Linked DNA regions of Homo sapiens: region 2 is linked to region 1. A link is a contact called in ENCODE Hi-C or POLR2A ChIA-PET data. All regions are on one chromosome and are shown on one strand. The core of a region is the stretch at or near the end of the contact, and the rest is flanking DNA. Distances in the headings are between cores, read along the strand shown.

The links. A loop is a pair of places that touch in the nucleus more often than their neighbours do. ChIA-PET counts read pairs that join two places held with the same protein, here RNA polymerase II (POLR2A). Pooled maps may share reads with other maps.
Region 2: a loop to region 1 is called in a pooled map, with 2.8 times the contacts of the local background. The contact joins the enhancer-like site here to the promoter of DEFB126 in region 1. A Hi-C loop is called at or near these places in 6 of 50 pooled maps. POLR2A ChIA-PET finds 5 or more read pairs at or near these places in 2 of 52 experiments (HEK293 and activated naive CD4-positive, alpha-beta T cell).

Annotation. Positions count from the first base shown.
Region 1 is chr20:140,042-145,576 of GRCh38, forward strand. DEFB126 (defensin beta 126) reads left to right here and starts at 2,549. Exons shown (of 2, transcript NM_030931.4): 1 at 2,549-2,645; 2 at 5,374-5,535. The coding sequence starts at 2,588.
Region 2 is chr20:264,637-270,439 of GRCh38, forward strand. No RefSeq gene overlaps it. Among named protein-coding and RNA genes, the nearest start is that of DEFB132, 9.8 kb to the left of the region's middle. Within about 2 kb of position 2,420, at least 6 of the 41 ENCODE cell types and tissues checked have a DNase peak (open chromatin) inside an H3K27ac peak, as active enhancers do.

The DNA.
Region 1 (5,535 bases), core at 1,299-3,798:
AAATTAAAGTTCAATACTCACCATCATAAATACACACAAAAGTACAAAACTCACAGGTTTTATAAAACAATTGAGACTACAGAGCAACTAGGTAAAAAATTAACATTACAACAGGAACAAAACCTCATATATCAATATTAACTTTGAATAAAAAGGGATTAAATTCCCCCACTTAAGAGATATAGATTGGCAGAACAGATTTAAAAACATGAACTAACTATATGCTGTTTACAAGAAACTCATTAATAAAGACATGAGTTCAGGTAAAGGGGTGGAAAAAGATGTTCTACGCAAACAGAAACCAAATGAGAGAAGGAGTAGCTATACTTATATCAGATAAAGCACACTTTAAATCAACAACAGTAAAATAAAACAAAGGAGGTCATCATACAATGATAAAAAGATCAATTCAGCAAGAAGATATAACCATCCTACTAAATACATATGCACCTAACACAAGACTACCCAGATTCATAAAACAAATACTACTAGACCTAAGAGGGATGAGAAATTACCTAATTGGTACAATGTACAATATTCTGATGATGGTTACACTAAAAGCCCATACTTTACTGCTACTCAATATATCCATGTAACAAATCTGCGCTTGTACTTCTAAATCTATAAAAAAATTAAAATTTAACAAAAGTAAATAAAACACATAGCTAAAACTAAAAAAGCAAAAACAAAAACTATGCTAAGTATTGGTAAAGATGTGGGGAAAAAAGTAAACTCTCAAATATTGCTAGTGGGAGTATAAATTGTTTTCCACTTTGGAAAACAATTTGGTAATTTCGTTTTTTTTTTTTTCTTTTCTCTTTTTTTTTTTTTTTTTTTTGCATGCCAGAAAAAAATATTTACAGTAACTATGGAACACAAAGGTTTATTACATCCATAATTAACATGGAACATTTACTTATCAGTTTGACAAGGACAACACTGAGACCTCTTAGGACAGAGAGAAAGGGCAATTTTCAAAGGAAAAAAGCATAGTATATGCATATTTAATAAGTAAAACATACACATACCCTGTGACTCAGCCATTGTACATCTAGCTGTTTATCCAAGAGAAATGACAGCATATGGCTACACAAAGAGTTGCACACAAATTTTCAATGGCAGTTTTATTTGTAATAGCTAACATCTGAAAACAATCATAATGTTCATTAGGGGGTAAATGGATAAATGATCATATATGCATAAAAAGTAATACAAGCAATAAAAAGGAATGAACTATTGGTACACGAAACATATATGATTCAAAATAATTGCCTTGGATGGAAAAAGACAAGCGGAAAAGTATACATGCTATATTACTTCATTTATGTAATATTCAAGAGAATGCCAAGAAAGCTACAAGAACAAATAGCAGGTCAGTCGTTGCCTGGGTATCATGGAGGTAGAGGGAGGGAAGGGAAGAGGAAAGAGTGGATGCCAAAGAGGAATGAGAAACATTTTGAGAGTGAAGGATATATACATTATGTTGATTAAGGTAATGGTTTCACCAGTGCATCTTTTGCCAAGTTCATCAAATTATACACTCTAAATAATGCAGTTTAATGTACATCAATTATATCTCAATAATTTGGAATGAAAAAAAAAAACTCCTCACAAAGAACAAAACCTCTAGGACCTGATAGCTTTCAGTCACAATATAGTCAGGCACTCAAAAAAAAACTTTAACACAATAAAATTCTCTTTGAATGCCACCTTAAACTCAATCCCATCCAGAGAAAACAACTTTTATTAGAATGACATGTGATTTGCATTTTTAGTTCATGCATTTACTTATATACACATAAATATAGCTTTTTCACATAAATTAGAATCATTGCTATGCATGTTGTTCTAAAATGTTGCTTTTTCACTCAAAAAATGTTTAGTAAGATAAAATCTGCTGCACTCTTTTTAACAGAAGCACAGAATTAAATCATATGGATGCACTTCGTTTTATGCTACTCTACAGAGTGACAAGACTTCTTTGTGCATTTATCTTTGAGCACTTATTTATTTCTTTGTAAAAGGCTTTCTAAATTTCCAGATCATCAACAAAGCATTAATTTGGTCAGTTAAAAAACAATTGCTTATATCCTTCTCTGAAAAGAATGATGTACAGAAAAGAATTATATATATATATGAATAATACATCATAAGTGTTCAGAAAGACATTGTATTTTAGGTGGAGAGACAGGCAGGTGACCAGACTGCTACATGCAGTAAGATGAACCCTGATAGAACTAACACTGGAGGCTGTGAAAAAACTGCTAGGAGCACCCAGCCTTGGTAGAGCAGCATAATTTCTTCCTGTAATTCTTTCTCTCCAAATTGCCATACACTTCAGCAGAGTTTGCAACTTCTCTTCTAAGTCTTTATCCTTCCCCCAAGGCATGCCTAGCACAGGACTCTTGAACAGTGATGCCTCAATTAGAGTTGCTAGCCAATAGATTGAAGCTATGTTGGCACAATATCCTACATCCTCCCGATCTACTGGCTGAGCCCAACCCCACCTAAGAAGGACAATAAAGATCTGTGTTCAGAGTCATACTGAATAGAGACTTCTGGACTCTATAGAACCCACTGCCTCCTGATGAAGTCCCTACTGTTCACCCTTGCAGTTTTTATGCTCCTGGCCCAATTGGTCTCAGGTAAACAGAATCTTGGGGAAGAAGAAACACTGGCCTGGAACAGGGTCCTGCACATGGAGTCCCTGTTTCTAAGTGGTCTGTGGAAATGGGGTCTGGCTTCTCACTGGGAGCAGGGCTGAGATTTGTCCTACTTCTTCAGACCACCTCTGTTCTAAGAAACTTGAAGGCTCTCAGGATAGAGCAGGATCTGTGATCGGAGCTGGGGAGGAGGGTAAGGCAAATCCCATACAGTTGCCTCCAAAGGTAGAAATGATCTTGAAATCCCAAACTTCTATCCTGTCACTTCGGGTCAGTCCAGTCAAGCCCTGCCTCATTTCACTTTTGTTTTTTTTGCTGCCGATATTCCCTCCTGAGGTAACAATTATATAATATTACTTCCCCCAGTTTTCTTGGTCTTACAGAGAGGTCTCTGATTTTTTGTTTGTTTGTTTGTTCTTGGATGTGGTTAACAGAACAGGAAAGGCTGTTTCTATATATGTATAGGACTGTAAAATGGAAAATGAAAAAAAAAATTCTGTGTGGGAACTATTGGAAGTCTATATCAGATTTCAGCTCTGTTTGTGTAAGCATTTCTTATTTTTAATTTATTCTGTAGCTTATATTTACAAAACCAAGACAAGAACACTGAAAGTTATTTAGAAATAAATTGGCCACATTTCATCACTGCTTGCATTTTTTCACTTGTAACCAACTGATATATGAGCTTATAACCTGCTTTATTTTTTTACCTACGATTCTATCAGGAAAATTTTCACAGGTCTTGAATATTCCTTGAAAATACAATTTGCAGTAGATGCTTATAATTCTGTCATATTTTTGTACCAATATTAACTTGGAAAGTCCTTAATTGTGTGTCATTTGGATTATTTTTTCTAATGTGTGAGTACTGTAAATAACATTGTACAACCTTATTAATATATCATTGTGAGATTCTCTGTTTGTATAGGTAAATTTTAGAAGTTCCATTGCTTGGTACAAGGGTATTATTTCTTCTAAGTTAACTGGCACATATTGCCAATGGTTACTATTGGAGTATTTGTATTTTTAACATTTGTATTTCATATTTCTTGCAAATATTTTCAAACATATTGGTTGCTTCTAAAATGCATTATTTATTTGAGACACATAATTTTCATTTTCATGTCAAATCTATTGGTGTTTTCTTTGCATTCTTCCACTAACTTAGTAAGTCCTTCTCCGTGTTGAGAACAGTTATTCACCTATGATTTTGTTTTTTACACCGGACTCAATCCCACCTTTTTACATAAGGCACAATGAAATAAACTAATATTCTTTAGTATAATTTCCTAATGGGTTATATAATAACTCCATAGCCCGCCTCTAGAGATAGTAGTTTATATTCCCTAATTTGCAGAAATGTTCAAATTGATAGTGGATAAGAGGAAATTATAATGCTCTCATGGTTGTCTCAAAAGATGTTTCAGGCCTATTGCATCCTTGAAATTCTATGAGTTTAAATTGCCTGATTTCTCCCTCTGTCTCTGGAACATTAGTGACATACATCGACATACATCACATACTTGTATGTTGTCCTTTTTCTACACTTTGTGTGTGTGTATATATATTCTAACATATACATATATATAATGTTAAAAACTCAATCATCAGAGGAGGATTAAACAGCTGATAAGGGATAATAGTAGTGGTAATAGCATTCAAAAACGTTTGCTCTGTTCACTTACTGTCAATTACCTCATATTTCTTTCATTTATTGTACTTATCACAATCTGTAGTTATTTTGTTTATTCATTTACTTGTTTATTTTCTTTCTCCCCCTCTCCAATGTAAGGTCCTCAAATCATGTCTTTCTGTTCATTGTTTTATTCCCTGCATCTTGCAGAATTCTTGACATGGTAGGCACTCATCATATACTTGTTGATTAAGTACAGTAATGAGTTAAGCAAGGTAAGAAAGAGCTCCAGCGTCACTCTAGGGCCTCTATGTGTTAAACCATGTGATGAGATATTTTCATATGTATATAATATGTACACATATATAGGCAAACCCTGCAGAATGTCTCCCTAATGAATATATTCCTAATGGAATGGCTTTTTTTATTCTCAAAATTTTGTAAAATGTACTTATATCTCAATATCATATAGGTATATAGGTATAGATGAAAATTTTTTATTTATCTTTCCATAACTTGACATGACATTTTTAACCAGATAATATGTAAGATAAGCCTAGAGTTATCTTCTAAATATAATTTTTAGGATCTCAGAAACATGTAAGGGACATTTTGAAAATCTCACCAATTGGCAACAAAAGCCATATGTGTTTCAGTAATGGTGAGAAAGATGACAGCAATTATTTTAGCATTTCTTATTTTTGAAATGATAGTTTTTACTTCTGTTTAGGTGTTTGTGTTTTAGCTACATTTTAGGAAATTGCTTGGGGATTTTGTGTTCATGTATAACAACATGCTATATATTTTCCCATTTAAAATCATGGGGAATTGGCCCCTGGTAAGTGTTTGTATACAGAATTCTGATTTCAGAAATGAGAATCTCATACATATCTAAAGAATTCTATGTGTGTTTATAAAATTTCACTTAATCCTCAAAGTAGGTATTTATGATTAGGAAAAACATGCTAAAGCAACTGGAAAGGCACTTGAATAAACAGTGCTCAAAAACTATTGCTATTTTTTATCCTCCTGTGATAAATACTTAGGCTTAATAATCTATATAATTCCTTTATTCAGGTAATTGGTATGTGAAAAAGTGTCTAAACGACGTTGGAATTTGCAAGAAGAAGTGCAAACCTGAAGAGATGCATGTAAAGAATGGTTGGGCAATGTGCGGCAAACAAAGGGACTGCTGTGTTCCAGCTGACAGACGTGCTAATTATCCTGTTTTCTGTGTCC
Region 2 (5,803 bases), core at 1,170-3,669, 120 kb after region 1:
GTCATCTTTTTTACTGTATGTTAATTTTAGAAATCAGAAAGTAAAAGATGCAATCACAAAAATATCATTTGGTAGGACAAACTTATTCAGTATATGAAGATAATAGAGAACTTTTATACAAAAGTGGCTCTTACAAAATATTAATATAAAATATTAAAATATAAATTCTCAAGAGCTATAACTTAAACTTCTATGTTAATTTAGGTAAGCAATTCTCCTATGAAAAGACTTAACGAATTCTTTCCTTTTCTTTTCCTCTTGTCTTTTCATTTTGCTGCAAGGAGCAGCCTTAAAGCTGACTGAAACAGTTATTGTGACCAGCATGTAATGCTTGAAAAGATGAAAATCCAGCTTTAAATATGCTCAATCTCAATAACTTTTTTGGTTTTTTTTTTTTTTTTTTTTTTTGAGACGGAGTCTTGCCTTGTCACCCAGGCTGGAGTGCAATGGCACGATCTCGGTTCACTGCAACTTTCGACTCCCAGATTCAAATGATTCTCCTGCCTCAGCCTCTTGAGTAGCTGGGATTACAGGCACCGGCCACCATGCCCAGCTATTGTTTGTATTTTTAGTAGAGATGGGGTTTCACCATGTTGGCAAGGCTGGTCTCGAACTCCTGACCTCATTATCTGCCGCCTTGGCCTCCCAAAGTACTGGGATTACAGGTGTGAGCCACCGCGCCTGGCCTCAATAACTTTTTAATAGGTATATGCTTAGTTTATTCATGTTTCTTTGCTAGTTTTTTTTCCCTGCAAAGAAGAAGAAGAAAAATAATTTTAAATCTTATTTGAAGGATGATTGTACACTGTGTTATTGGCCTTGGAAAGGAGAGAAGGAGGAAAAGGAGTAGGAAAAGGGAAAATATCTTAAGAGGTTGTACTGTTAATCTACTTCCAGGCAGATTTTAACCACTAAAGCTAAAATGCTATTATGAAATTGAATATTTCAATTGAATATTGAAAATGGTATAATGATGCCGGGTACGGTGGCTCATGCCTGTAATGGTAGCACTTTGGGAGGCCAAGGTGGGTGCATCACTTGAGGTCAGGAGTTCGAGACTAGCCTGGCCAACATGGTGAAACTCTACCTCTACTAAAAATACCAAAAAAATAGCCGGAAATTGCTTGAACCTGAGAGGCAGAGGTTGCAATGAGCTGAGATCATGCCACTGCACTTCAGCCTGGGCAAGAGAGCAAGACTCCATCTTAAATAAATAAATAAATAAATGAAAATGGTATAGTGGCTTGAAGATGCAGGGGCCCATGAGGAAGAACATGGATGGCCCCTAGAAGCTGAAAGCAGCCCCCAGGTGGCAGCCAGCAAGGAAGTGGGGTCTTCAATTCTACACGTGCAAGGAACTGAATTCTATCAACAACCTGAATGAGCTTGGAAGCTGATTCTTCCCCAGAAGCCGCAGATAAGAGCTCAGCCTGCTAGGGGCTTGAGAAAGGGGAAAGTGACTTTAAAAATGTAACTCGAGGGAGTTCCAAAAGGCTAAGCGATTCGGTGAATCTAATAAACATGTTAAAATGCATAAAGTTCGGGTGTGGGGGAAAGGGAAGGGAGAGCATTAGGACAAATAGGTTCTTTTCTGAGTTCTGGCCAGGAGGCTTCTTGATCAGTTCAAATTGTTACAAAGTTCAGCTGGAGGTTTCCTTCTCCCTGTGGCCGCTCTGGGCCTCTGGCAGCCCTCCTCAAGGAGCAATCCGTTTCCTTCAGAGGGTCTGTGGGTTCTCCTGGCTTCCCTAATGCGTTCCTGCAGTCCTTCTGAAGCAAAACTTAATGATGCGAGCCTCCACACGCTGCTCTGACCGTCCGAGTGGGAGCTGCAATCTAGTCCTGCCTCCCGTCTGTCATGATCCCTGGTGGTTTTTGACTACAGCTCAATTGTTTTAGATTCCATGTGTAAGTGAGAACATGAAGTATTTGTCTTTCTGTGTTTGACTCATTTCACCTAGCAGAATGTGTAATAAACATTAACAAAATGAATGTGTAAAATCAGGTAGTGATCACAGCTACAAAGAAAATAAAACAGAGTGATAGATGGAAAGTGATGGGGAGGAAGAACCTGGTTAGAAATGGTGGTCAGGCAGGACCTCTCTAAGAAGGGAAAAGAGCTGTGACTGCACGATAAGCCGGCCACGTGAAGACCTTGAGGACAACATGCAAAGCTGATGACCCACCGGCCCTGCAAAGACCGGGCGGGAGATAAGCTTGGCTGGCGCGAAGAAAGAAGGCTGGAGGGAGTAGAAATGGGGACAGGAGCTGAACGCTGGGAGAGGGGGCTCAAAGCCAGCTCGCGTAGGCAGGGACTGGGCACTCGCAATGCGCGCAGAACAAAGGCCTCTCTCTCTCTTTCGCCACACTAAGGGCCAACATGGTCATCTCCAGGTGCGGATTCTGCCGTAAAATGCGCCCCTGGCGACTCACGACCAGGACGCATTCCGCACCGCTCCCCCACGCCCCGCAGCCCGCCCTCGAGGCTGATTGATTTGTGCCAGTCTCTACCGCCATCTGCCGGCAGCACTCGGTACACCCGCGCCCTGGAGGTCGCACGCGCTGGCCAAACGGGCGCACCAGACACTTTTCAGGGCCCTGCCAAAGACCTCCCAATGTCTACTGGCGTCCCAGACACAAGAGATCCAGGCCAAGACTCACACTTCACAAGATACACAGACACGGGCCTTAGGGAACAGGAAATTCCATGAAACTTCCATTTACCCAATTAGCCGGACTCACTGAGCCCCAGAATAGGGTTTTCAACCAACTCCTACTAAAATTAAAAAGTAATGTGTGGTATAGATTGGAATAATAGACATTGGAGGCTACAAACGATGGGAGGCGGAGAGGGGTGAGGGTTGAAAAATTACCTATTGGGTGCAACATTCACTATCCGGGTAATGGGGCACTAGAAGCCCACTCCACCACTATGCAATATATGTATTTGTACCCCGTAAATCTATAAAAATAAAAACTACATTAAAAATAATAATAATGTCTGGTCATCTAAATAGTACCTCTACAGCTTATTAAGTGCTCTGGAGACGTCCCAGTTGCCTGTCCTTCCCATTAAAGGTGATATCCAGTGCTGATTTCCCCTTCAACCTCGGGTTCCCATAAACCTCTTCTTTCTCACTCCTGCTGCCCTCCGGTACTCCAATAAAGAATGATAGATGGGCCGGGAGCAGTGGCTCACGCCTGTAATCCCAGCACTTTGGGAGGCCAAGGCGGATGGATCACCTGAGGTCAGGAGTTGGAGACCAGCCTGGTCAACATGGTGAAACCCCGTTTCTACTAAAATACAAAAATTAGCTGGGCATGGTGGCGGGCCTCAGTAATCCCAGCTACTCAGGAGGCTGAGGCAGGAGAATCGCTTGAACCCGGGGGCAGAAGTTGCAGTGAGCAGAGATTGTGCCACTGCACTCCAACCTGGGCGACAGAGCAAGACTCCGTCTCAAAAAAGAAAAAAAGAAAAGAAACAGTCCCAGTATGCATCCATGTGCATGTGCATGCAGGTGTATCTGCCTGTGAGAGCTGCGCACGCGGCTCTGAGTACCTGGGAAGACACCCATGTACAGATGCTGTACATGTGCGGGGTCACTCTCTGGCGCATTCGGAGGCATGAGGGCTACGTGCAATGCGAGGGAACCTATGTCCAGGCTTCCTTTCTTGGTTTTCCTCCTCTGAACTCATGCATCCCTTCACAAACAGTCCAGCTCCTGGCTAAAAACCTATGTGTGATTTTTCAGCCCAAACACAGGCAATGACAGGTTTTACCTGGCAGGCCTCACAGCTGAGTCGTGCACAGCTGATGCGTTGCAGTCTTTAAAGACAGTTGCAGACACAGACTCAGGCCTCCTGGACAGTCGACCTCTCACACACATCTCCGCTCCCAACCCAAGTCTTCATTCAGACACGTCTTCATTGCAGTGGGGTAGGCCTTCGGCCAGGACCTCCTTATCTTGGGGAGTGGAGAATCCTTGAAGACACTTTCCTCCATGCTGACTCAGAAGTTTTCCCACTCTCCCTTCCCCACCCCATCCCTGGCCCCCAGGTCCGTACAACTTCAGGAGCCTTTTTGTTGGAAGCTTTTCTGCAGTGAGACCAACCCCACACCTGTGCTCATCCACCCGACCCCAGTTGGCATCATTCTATGAGGAAATTAGAACAGGTGGATCTGTGTTCTACAAAATAAAACAAACCAGGTTCTCTGGTTTAGCCTCTTTCTTGTACTGTAATAATAAGAGATTTGGGGCTTGGCTATTACTTGCTTTGACTTTTTTTGTTTTGAGACAGGGTTTCGCTCTGTCACCCAGGCTGGAGTGCAGTGGTGCGATCTCGGCTCACTGCAACCTCCGCCTCCTGGGCTCAAGCAATCCTCCCACCTCAGTCTCCCTAGTAGCTAGGACTACAGGTGCACACCATCATGCCCAGCTAATTTTTATATTTTTTATAGAGATGGGGTTTCACCATGTTGTCCAGTCTGGTCTCAAATTCCTGAGATCAAGCAACCCACTGGCCTCAGCCTCCCAAAGTGTGAGGATTACAGGCCTGAGCCACCATGCCGGGCCATCATTAATCAGCTACTCCAGCACTTAGCAGTTCAGCTCTCTCCTGCTCAGCTGAGCTCCTGATTGTACAGTGGTTAAGAGCAAACTGCCTCTGCCACTTAGTAACCTGGTGACTTGAAAAATCACTTTGCCTTTTCATCCTTTGGTTTCTTCATCTGTAAAATGAAAATAACAATAAACAATACCTACTTCACAGGGTGGTTGTTGTGAGGGTGTAGTGAGTTGATGTATGTAAAGCATAACGTAGGTTCCATTGAAGTGTTTGCTATTGTGTTCAACAGGGTCCATTTCTGCTTGGAGATCCACATGGCTCTGGGGAGTACCTGTTGGCTCAGCCTAGGTCACGTGTTCCACCTTAACCATCCCTTCCCTGCTCCAAGGTAGAGCCCGTGACCTGAACTAAACCAGCAGGCACGCTCCACCTCCAACACCGGCTCAAGGTGGGCGTGTAATATAAGCTGGTTCAATTAGAATGAATCTTTTTTTTTTTTTTTTAAAGACGGAGTCTCATCCCCCATCACCCAGACTGGAGAGCAGTGGCACAATCTCAGCTCACTGCAACCTCTGCCTCCCAGGTTCAAGCAATTATCCTGCTTCAGCCTCCTGAGTAGCTGGGATTACAGGTGCCTGCTGCCACGCCCAGCTCATTTTTGTATTTTTAGTAGACACAGGGTGTTGCCATGTTGGCCAGGATGGTCTCGAACTCCTGACCTCAAGTGATCCACCCACCTCGGCCTCCCAAAGTGCTAGGATTACAGGCGTGAACCACTGTGCCCAGCCCAATTACAGTGAATCTTAATACACTGGCTGAAAATTCTGGGACACAGCCAGTCTCTCTCTTTCCAACAGGACATGTACAAGGACCTGTACAACCCTGGGAGATGCTGGCATATTGGGGCCACAAGCAGTGCTGACCTGAAGAAAAGGGCAACACCTCAGAAAACAAAGTAGATAAATAGAAACCAAGTCCTTGGTGCCATCACTTGATTTCTGGACAAAGCCTCACCTAAGCTATTTATTGACCTGAGCCCTTCATAGTTTAGGCCAATGTGATTTGGTTGTTTTGTTACCTGTAACCAAGTATCTTAACACAAAGTGGATCTGTGAGTGACCAGAGCCTCTTGGGGGTTGTAGCAATCTAGTAGTTGGCCCAGAAAGGCCAACTCTGAGATGGAGTGTAGGGTGCAGAATGTTGAGTAATGAGTGCTCTTGGAATCAACAACTGAGGAAGA